2 separate regions of the Homo sapiens genome follow, and region 2 is linked to region 1. Evidence: chromatin loops called from intact Hi-C (ENCODE). Cell type or tissue: dorsolateral prefrontal cortex. All regions are shown on one strand. Each heading gives the region's core, and the rest is flanking DNA. Links, peaks and the distances in the headings are about the cores only. Region 1 overlaps KCNH1 (potassium voltage-gated channel subfamily H member 1). Region 2 overlaps KCNH1 (potassium voltage-gated channel subfamily H member 1).

Region 1 (5,382 bases), core at 280-5,279:
GCCTTAAGTGTGTTGAAAGTTGATAATGTCCATCTATGTGGTGAACAATTTGTGAAACAAGACTGTCAAAGAGAGTTATAGGTTCTTGGAAGTAAGAGGCAACATCTTATGAATCTTAATACCTTCTAGATAGTTAAAGATAGTGTCTTATAGATAGTAATACCTTATAGGTAGTAGACATTCAATAAATGTTGTCTGAATTATGTTATTCAACATACCATATCTCTTTCCTGTCATTTTACAATTTAGAAAATGATTTGACACCAAGAATTGGGTACGTGAACCATTGAAATCTGCCAATGCTCACATTTCTCTTACTGACTGGTTGGTCACATGGCTACTTTCCTTGACCCTTGTCTTTATAAATTCTATTCAATTTAATTTGCATGTGAGTTGAGTTCTGTCAAGACTCAATAGTCCATGTTAACAATCTACGTTCTAGATCATTAGTGCAAGAGTGGACTCTAGCGTCTCACCCACATGCAGTCCTTTATATCACTGACATTACTGGCCTTCTATGATAAGCCCTATAACTAAAGTTGTTTTTTTCAGTGATGGAAGTTAATTTGCACTGAGCCATAAGTACCATCTTCTCTGTCCCATCTTTTGAATAACAGCATAAATCTGCGAGATAGTTGGTCAAGATAGAATCTTGGTCACGTGACATTTTTCTGTATGAAAAATAAATTAGGTTCTTATGAGGCCCAAGCATGAAATTTTGGCTTCATAATAATATACTATATATTTGACTTCATAATAACATCTTACCAACTGGGCCCCCATTTCAATTTTTTTTCTACTTTATGATTCTTCTCAAATAAACTACAGATTCCTTAATTGCATGTGTGGCAGAGCACATTATTAGGTGTTATAGAGGTTACAAAGGTAAAGAGTTAAGTGTCTTAGACCTTAAAAAGCTTAGAGTATAGCAGAGAAAGAAATGTACACAACTAATTACAATTCAAGGCAAAGTAAAATAACTTTAAGAGAAAAAAAGATTAAGTAGTACACTAAAAGGCAATGCAAGATTACTTCTAGATAGAAGGATATCAACTCCTTCTTTAAAGATGTGAGCATTGGAACCTGGCCTTACACATATACATACATGTGTATGTGTATTATGTGTGCATATTAAAATATACATATACTTGTACAGAATCCTATAAACATTCTACTATATGGATACAATTCAGACAAAATTAAAAACAACAGAATTCCCTCTAAGAATTTCTGTAAGGATTCATTTGGATTACCATTGCCTCCTTGGAGGATTTGAATTAGAATAGAGTTTGTCAAACCATGGTTTTAAGCCATGAGCCTTTTTTTGCGTGTGTGTGCTTTTCTTTCTTTCTTTTTTTTTTTTTTTTTGAGACGGAGTTTTGCTCTTTTTTGCCCAGACTGGAGTTCAATGGCATGATCTCAGCTCACTGCAACCTCCACCTCCCGGGTTCAAGCGATTCTCATGCCTCAGCCTCCTGGGTAGCTGGGATTACAAGCATGCACCACCACACCCAGCTAGTTTTGTATTTTTACCAGAGACGGGGTTTCTCCATGTTGGTTAGGCTGGTCTCAAATTCCCGACCTCAGGTGATCCGCCCACCTCAGCCTCCCAAAGTGCTGGGATTACAGGCATGAGCCACTGTGCCCAGCTGCCATGAGCCTTTTAATCAAGCAACAATTCAAATAGAAGTTCAATATGTAAAACAAAGAATAGCTACTTAGATGGGAGAAGAAGGAGCTCCATCTACCCCACCCCTTTCCCAAACTTGCCCACAGCCCAGGGTGGAAACTCCTTGAAAAGATGACCAATAAATCCCTTCCTGCTGTTACTGTCTGTGATTTAAGTGTAAGTCCATGGAGCACATGGTAAACCACAGCACTGTGTGTCTTAGAAGGAACAATAAATAATAATAAAATTTTAAAAAATAAATAAATAAAAATAAAGATATAATTGACATGTTAAATCTACAGAATAAAAAAGAATAAAATGTGGGGAAAAAAAAGAAAATTTTAGCATCTCCTTCGTGACCAAAATTATCATGAGCAAAACTAGATAGAATGTAACCATTCCCCTAGCTCTAAGTGTGCAGGTCACTTGCACACTTGCAGCTCTAAGTGCAAGGCTCATACATGAGCTGTGAAAGACACTGATTAGCAGGAAGAGATGAAGCAAATAATTAACTTTTATCTAAAAACATCTGGGGCCAGGTGCGGTGGCTCAGGCCTGTAATCCCATCCTTTTGGGAGGCTGAGGCAGATGGATCACTTGAGGTCAGGATTTAAGACCAGCCTAGCCAACATGGTGAAACCCAGTCTCTACTGAAGAAAAAAAAAATACCAAAAAAAAGTAGCTGGGCGTGGTGGCGCGCACCTGTAGCTCCAGCTACTCGGGAGGCTGAGGCATGAGAATCGCTTGAATCCGGGAGGCGGAGGTTGCAGTGAGTCGAGATCCTGTCACCGCACTCCAGCCTGGATGACAGAGTGAGACTCTGTCTCAAAAAGAAAAAATGTTTTTTAAAAAAGCATTTGGATCTGTGTTAAATGCAGAACCCAGAAATTAACTGCTGAATCCAAAGGGGGCTTTGGAGATGTGCAGGCCTATCACTCCTCCCACAGTTCTGCTAGCTTGGCCTTGGCAAAGCAAGAACTCTGGAGGGACTTTGGGGCACCAGCTCAGGCCTGACACAGCAGTCTCAACAGCAAGCCAAGAGGCAGAACAATGCCACTCTAACATCATGATTCACAGTGAGTGAAAGCCACAATAAAGCTTTTCATCAGAGGAAAGGGAAAATAGGCTTTGTTTATCAGCATCCTGGGGGAGATCAAAAGCCTACTTTCTAGAGCTTGTTCCAGATGTCTCTTCTACCTCTTTAGAGCCTACTGGCCTCCAACAGCCATGCTCAGTATCTCTCATTTCATGCACAAAAAGGTCATTTCAGGCACAGCAAGAGAGCAGGCAGCTCTCTGCATTCTCATGCTGCCAAATCAACCTTCTCACTCACCTAAAGAGCTGTTCAATATTTGTCTTCATGGCCCACGTATCCTCAGAAGACAAAGCCATGTGCTGTCTGCTCTGGGACACAGAAAAAGGAGTTAATCCAGCTTTCTCTCTGAGTTGACTAAATAATGCTAAATGATTCTCTCTGGTCACAGCACTGCCAGCCTTTGGAAAGTGATGACTCCTGAGCCCAAGAAGCTCCCAACTAATAGAGAACATGTTGTTGTCTCCCTCAAAGTGTTCTTGGTCTAGTGTGTTTGGGTACCTTGTTCTTTCACTTTCTCATTTCTTGAGCTAAGACATAACTATTACAGCCAAAATAACCTACTTCTATCATCCCAACAGTGTGGTAGGAAAGCTATGTTCTTAAAATAAATGTCACACGACACCGTAAAGTGAAGCAACACTGGATTTGAGAGTCAGGAACTAGATTAGTGTCATACCTCTGCCATTCACTAGGTGGGTAACTTTGAGAGTCACATTACCTCTCTGACCTTTAGTTTCATCAATTGGAGATATACCTATTCAAAAATCAATAAATACCATCTTGTGTCACTTAACAATAAGACACAGTTTGGGAAATACATTTTTAGGTGATCCCATCCTTGTGTGAGCATCATAGAGTATACTCATATGAACCTAGATGGGATACCTACTATAATCTCAGGCTATGTGGTATAGCCTGTTGCTCCTAGGCTACAAACCTGTACGCCTTGTTACTGTACTAAATGCTGTAAGCTATAATAACACGATGGTAAGTATCTGGGTATCTACAAATACCTAAACATAGAAAAGACACAGTAAAAATATGGTATTATAACATATGGGAACCACCATCCTTTACGCGGTTTGTTGTTGAGTGAAATGTTATGTGGCACATGACTGTATTTACTGAGTCCCTGCCTACTACATGCCAGGAATCATGCTAAATGCTAAGGATATTCTGGTGAGCAAATCAGACTTGGCCTTTGCCCCCACACAGTTTAAAGACTAACAGAAGAGAAAGAGAGTAAATAAGGAAACAAATATATATTTACAAATTAGAAGTGTTTGGAAGAATAAAAAAACAATGTGCTTAGAAAGAAAGCATGATGGAGAATGAGGCTTTTTCCCTCTGGAGGTACAGAAAGCATCTCTAAGGGGAGTATGTGTGAGGGAGGAGGAAAAGCCATCAGAGAAAACAGTGGAGAAGGGGGATTCCAGGCTGACGGAACATCATAGGCAAAGGCCCAGAGGGAAGGAGGGGCTTGGCATGTTCAAAAGCTCAAAGAAGCTCAAGTGTTTGGAGCTGGGAGCTTGGGAAGCAAGAGGAGGTGGTGCGAGAGAAGGCTGGAGAGGGAGCAGCCAAGAAAAGTAACCAAGTCCTGCAAAGCTGCAGTGCTGTGCCTAGCACATAGTAGGCCCTCAGTCAACATGGGCTGCATGCAAAGGTTTTCTTTGACCAGGAGAGTAAATTTTAAATTTTAATTAACCTAAGTGACTTCTAGGAAGCCTTCTATTTTAATGATTCTAGTCCCCAGATTGCTGAGGAAAAAATTTTTAAAGAGCCCCTTGTCCTTTGTGAACCACAAAATAAACAAAACGCCTGTGGAATGAGAATTTCACCCTTAGAGCCCCTACCTCAACCACCAAAGTCAAGGATGCACTATTTAAATAATATTTAGGCAAACGCGCTTGGCCCAAGGGAAACAATATATGCTTCTAAAGCCACAAACATTATGTAGGTTACAGGTTAAAATCATTCCATGGTTCCCTTACTTTCATGAACAAACACTAGCTTTACTAATCAAGAAAAGATGTTAGAATTTCTTAGATATCCCATTAAGAAGACCCATACAGCCAAAGGCAACGTGGAAATTCTAGGCACAACTGTGCCATCTGTTTATGCTCAAAAGATGAGTTTCACATCACATCTTATCTGAGTGGTATGTCCTCTTTTGGGGCCCCTGTCTTCTATTCTTTCCCTAGTTCCAACATTTCCATCATGTGCTAGCTTTTCCAGTGGAAATCAAGCATGAATATAAGGCCACTCAAAAGCTCTACAGAAAAACCACTAAAATGTTCATTTTTCCAAGATAATGTTTGGCGGCTATGGTAAAAAAGTGCAAGAGATCTGGAGTGAGACAGAGCTGGATTCAACCCCTAGCTCTGCCACTTACTGGCCACGTAAACTTTTGTTCCTTTTTGAGTCTCAGTTTCTTTTTCTGTCAAGCAGAGATAACACCTACCTGGTAGGGCCTCTGTGGCTTAAAAGAGATCACATCTAAAGCCCCTTGCCCATGGTATAGAGCATAGCAGGCACAAAATAACAGAAAGCCAGGTTTGGAAGGTGGCCCAAGTTTGAGATGCAGCAAAGTCCTTGTAGCCAGGACTGCTCCCCAGAG
Region 2 (5,382 bases), core at 104-5,103, 100 kb after region 1:
TATTAAAAAAAAAAAAAAGGAAAAAATTAGCCCGAGTGTGGTGGTACATGCCTGTGGTCCCAGCTACTCAGGAGGCTGAGACGGGAGGATCACTGAAGCCCAGGAGTTCAAGGCTGCAGTGAGCTGTGATACTCTAGCAACAGAGTAAGACCCTGTCTCTTTAAAAAAAAAAAAAAAGATAATGGATACAAAGCATTTTTTACATTATAAAGCAGTACAGAAATACATGCTCATTAAAATTAGTTATGATGACTACTATAGAAGAATGTTTGACAAAGAAAAGCTGTAGACAAAAATGAATATGGCTATGTAAATTATGTGCACATTTTAGATAAAGACAGGAAGGAAATAAGCAGAAATGAAAAATCATTGAGTTAAGGCAGGGGTCAACAAACATTTTCTGTAGAGGGCCAGACATCAGGCTTTGCTGGCCATACAGTCTCTGTCACAACTACTCAATGCTGCCATTATAGTCCAAAAGCAGCCATAGAAAATATCTAGATGGAGGTGGGGCACAGTGGCTCACACCTGTAATCCCAGCACTTTGGGAGGCTGAGGCGGGCGGATCACAAGGTCAGGAGATCGAGACCATCCTGGCTAACACACTGAAACCCTGTCTCTACTAAAAATACAAAAAAAAATTTAGCCAGGCATGGTGGTGGGCACCTGTAGTCCCAGCTACTCGGGAGGCTAAGGCAGGAGAATGGCGTGAACCCAGGAGGCATGCAGTGAGCCGAGATCACGCCACTGCCCTCCAGCCTGGGCCACAGAGCAAGACTCCATCTCAAAAAAAAGGAAAAAAAAAAAAAGAAAAAAATATCCAGATGAAGAAACATGCCCGGGTTATAACAAAACTTTATTTATGGATGCTAAAATTTGAATTTCATATCATTTTCTCATGTCACAAAATATTATCCCTCTCTTTTGACTTTCATCAACTATTCAAAAAAGTAAAAACCATTCTTAGCTCATGGGGTGTCCAAAAACAAATGGTGGGTTAGATTTGCCCTGTAGTTTGCTGACTCCTGGGATAGAGTGATATGTAATGAACAATTTTTTTATTATAATTTTCTTTAATGCTGTTATAGCCTTTTATACTTAAAGGGAAAAAAGATACCATGAACTCCCCAAGGACTGCCAGAGTAATTCAAAACCGACCAACCTCAGATTCAAACATGAGTCAGCTAGCCCTTCTGTCCTCTGCAAACACATGTCCCATATACCAAGGTGTCACAACCCTTCTCTCCTTGAGGAGCCCAGTACACATCTTGCTTATTCCTCAGCTTTGGCATTTCAAGTTCCTTTCCGATGTCTTTAACCCTGTCAGCCCAAATCTTACCACTTGCCTCAAGAACAAACCCTAAGCTCACCTACTCCAAGAAGTCTTCCTGCATCCAAAGAGATTACCCCTTTGCTTTATTAAGCAAAGTGAACATAGTTGTTGTTGTTTTAACACAGTCCTCAATTGTTACGTCCCAGTCTGTTTTCTCTCCCAACATGACAGTAACATCAAGGGCAGCACCCATGACCTCTGCTACTTTTCCACCTCCCACAGGTCCTGGCTCCTCTTAGAGGGGAACACGCAAAACAGCACTTCATAAATGCAATGAATCGGTTGCACCAGCCAATGCCCAGGTTTCTGCTGTTGATTTTAGTGATATGATCAGTGTTCTCTGCTGATCTGCCACAATTAGCTATATCGCCCATTATAATTGTTCATCTGGTCATTATTTTGGCACATTCCAAGCTGGTGCAAAGTAATTATATTCTAAACACGGAGCCGCTCACTCCAATTCCAGGCCTTGGCAACAACATTATGAGATAACATTATACGAAGATGCTATGAATCAATCAGCTAGGTATAAGGAGGATATTTAAAAGAAAGAATGGAAAAACGGCAAATCAACCATGTGAAACCTGCTTTAATCAAACAGAGTATACTTCTAAAACTAGAAGCCAGTGAGGAAAAGATTGCCAAGCCACACAGACACAAAGAGAACAAGAACAAAAACAGATGTATAAATAAGTCAGTTTCTCTCCCACCTTCATTCTTCTCTGAACACCAGGTAACAGCCTCTTCTTGGTCTCCCTCCAGAGTGCCACCTAGTGCCCAGGCAGGGGAGGGCAAGTGGGAAGCTGACAGCTGCTGTCACTTCACTTCTCAGTTTAGATTTCTTTTTTTTTTTTTTAATTATACTTTAAGTTTTAGGGTACATGTGCACATTGTGCAGGTTAGTTACATATGTATACATGTGCCATGCTGGTGCACTGCACCCACTAACTCGTCATCTAGCATTAGGTATATCTCCCAATGCTATCCCTCCCCCCTCCCCCACCCCACAACAGTCCCCAGAGTGTGATATTCCCCTTCCTGTGTCCAAGTGATCTCATTGTTCAATTCCCACCTATGAGTGAGAATATGCAGTGTTTGGTTTTTTGTTCTTGCGATAGTTTACTGAGAATGATGTTTTCCAATTTCATCCATGTCCCTACAAAGGACATGAACTCATCATTTTTTATGGCTGCATAGTATTCCATGGTGTATATGTGCCACATTTTCTTAATCCAGTCTATCATTGTTGGACTTTTGGGTTGGTTCCAAGTCTTTGCTATCAGTTTAGATTTCTTAAAGACAGGCCCTCAACAAGGGCTCCAGAATGTGTCCAATTACCACCGGCCACTTATTGGGACTATTAACTCATGTGACAGATATATCATCTCATTTTATCATCACAAGAACTCTATGAAGTATGTACTTTAATCTTCGATTTAATATAGAAACAACTGACAAATACTGGCTAAAAAGTGCTACTTATTGAGTGGCCTCAAGTGCCAGGCCCAGCCCTGGAGATTCAACACTAAGCAAAGCACAGGATCTCTGCCTTCATGGAACTTACCTTCTAGTGGGAGAAACAAAAATAAGCAAAAGAAAATAAAAGTTTAACAAGATTATATCTGAATGTGTAAAGTGCTATAAAGGACATTAAAAGGTTAAATGGGTAAAGAGTCATTCTTAATTAAAAGTCGGAGAGAAGGGGAGTATTTCCACACAGACTCAGCCTAAATGTGCAGTGAGAATCTCTGCAGACTCAAACAGCACAACTCAGGACATCCAAGAACCAGGGTGGACATGCTCTGTCCACAGGGCTACGACAGAAACTCCACTAGGGGCAGACCCCCTCTATACAGGTGTGCTGTGCGAAGAGTAGCTTGGGGGTGAGGGGGCATAGCCTGCGTGCATCCAGGAAAACTGAGAAAACATAAAGAGGAAACTACAGATAGGGTTTGTAAAGCATAAGATCCAGAGGGAAAATGAGATGGAAATACTTATGCTAATATATGTCAAGGAGAACGTTCTTGATGCTTTAGGAGCATTTGAACCTGCTGTGCATGTAATTTATGTAACAAGCCAGAGCTGCTGTGATCGCACTCCTCTGGCGTTTAGCTATTGGAAGCTATGCAATCTGCTGGCAGTTTGTCGGTTTGAGTTTACAACGCTGCCTAGCAGAAGCATTTCTTTCTAGATACTCTTCTTGTCATGGTTCCAGGGGTTAACGGGATCAGCTTTCCTCAGGCATAGAAAAACGTATTGGTAATAGGATAAAATCCAGTAGATTATGCTTTTTCTGTAATGGTGTAATTTTATTAAAATATCAAACCCTTATTACGATTATTATTTATTATATATAAAAAGAGATATGGTGTTCAGGGTAAGGACTAAAGCAACACAACCATATCAGTACAAATAGAATAACCCCCTGACTGAACTCAGGCCATCTCTCCTTCATCCTGTTAAATGAAAACAGCTATATGATGCACACTGTTGTCTTTTCTAGAACGTTCTCCTTACTCCCTCATGCAAAAGCCTTTCTTCTTTGAGCTTTAAGCCATGCGTTTCAGCCCCCTCTGGCCCTCCTTGTTATCTCTCTACCTTGTAGCCACTCTTTGTCACTCCCTGAGGACACTTGCGCGGGGTACACAGTCCTCCAAGTGCCCACATCTTCCTGTGTGACATTTCTTCAGTCACCCAGACAAGCTGCCTAGCACCTGAGCACTTGGTCTTCCTCTCTGTCTCTTTACCTCCTCTCTCCCTCAGCACCTACTGCCCAGGCAATATCTAAGGAATTGTCACTTCACAGGGTTGTACTAATTCTAAAATATCAAACACTGATATACTCATCTCTGGCCATAAACCCCTTCCCTCCAGCTCATTCACACCCTTATTCCTACTTCACCAGCCCTTGAAACTCAAATATACACCATATCTTTCCTTTCTCCCTGGTGCATAACTCCTTGATGATGTAACTTCCTTCCCCATAAAGCCTCATCTTTCTATCAGTCTATCCAGCAGAGATTTATGGAGTCCTTACTATGTGCAGGTGCTGATCTAAGCACAAACATCAAGCCTGGTCACTTTATGGAGCTTACACCTTGTGGAAGCATCAGACAAACCAATAATACTTGCAGTACAGCAACAGGAGAACATACAGAGCTCTGAGCTAGAATAAAGATTAAAGTGTGTCATTTCTGTTGCCCTCTAACAATCATTTTCAACATTCAGCCCTCTTGTCTTACTACTCCATGGCTCCCAAAAGTCCACTCTAACTTTGGATATTGTGGATCAACCCAAAGACTCACTCTTAGAGAAAAAAAAAAAAATCACATAAACCTGCCAAGTGTTCTTACTGCAAATTAATGGTTTCTAATTTCAGGCTAGCCTGTAGCTAAGGCTTCCATGTACAGTTGAGGTTGTAAACTTCACAACCCTTGGAATATCATTCAGGTAAACTATCATGAGAATATTATTGGTGTCTCTACTCTTGTGCATTACATAAGCTAGGCAACCATATGCAGTAGCTTCAACCACAGTAATATTTTTATGGAGGTTTTTATTTGGTTGGTTAATTGGTTGACTGGTTGGTTTTTGATTAGCTCCTTTTATAATGTGCTATTATAGCTGTTCCAACTTTTCATACTCAATTTCAAAAGGTACCCCAGCTTTTATTTGACCCAGATAATCAAAGCTATCAAATATCAACTCCCTCACAATCTTTCTCCCACACCTATTATTATTCCTATACCTATAGCTACCTTTCTATTTTCTTAGAGCAAAGGGTGAGACTTTTCCATTTTAAGGCTAAGCCCTCCAGCTCTGCTCTGGATTCCCTATCTTAAGGAACTCTATCACGTGAATATAAAGTATTTTGCTCCCTCCAGGCACAGACCATTTTCTGGAAATACAAATTCACACTTGGCCTCAACCTCCTCACCACTCAGGTTGAACCCAGGGCAAGCTGGCATCCACCCTCAGCACCCACGTGGGCTGTTCTCACCATAAGATTTCTATTAGATATACCAAAAGAAGCTTTTCAATCCTTGTGT

What was found. Hi-C counts contacts between places; a loop is a spot of excess contacts. Peaks named below come from ENCODE experiments on the same cell type or tissue, not always from the same donor. Only the 100,000 strongest peaks of a DNase experiment are listed, where the experiment ranks them.
Region 2: it touches region 1 in a loop (2.0-fold over the local background); 1 of 110 quality-filtered maps calls a loop at or near these places.

The regions. Positions count from the first base shown.
Region 1 is chr1:210,848,015-210,853,396 of GRCh38, forward strand. All of the region lies in intron 7 of KCNH1 (potassium voltage-gated channel subfamily H member 1), which reads right to left. Among named protein-coding and RNA genes, the nearest start is that of KCNH1-IT1, 280 kb to the right of the region's middle. In dorsolateral prefrontal cortex, for the core only: a CTCF peak has its summit at 2,811; a DNase peak (open chromatin) is centred at 2,677; H3K27ac peaks cover 4,327 bases.
Region 2 is chr1:210,948,042-210,953,423 of GRCh38, forward strand. The region is part of intron 6 of KCNH1 (potassium voltage-gated channel subfamily H member 1); the gene reads right to left. Among named protein-coding and RNA genes, the nearest start is that of KCNH1-IT1, 180 kb to the right of the region's middle. RefSeq lists a silencer at 1,926-2,220. In dorsolateral prefrontal cortex, for the core only: a CTCF peak has its summit at 2,087 (motif pointing left); DNase peaks (open chromatin) are centred at 2,081 and 3,422; H3K27ac peaks cover 2,577 bases.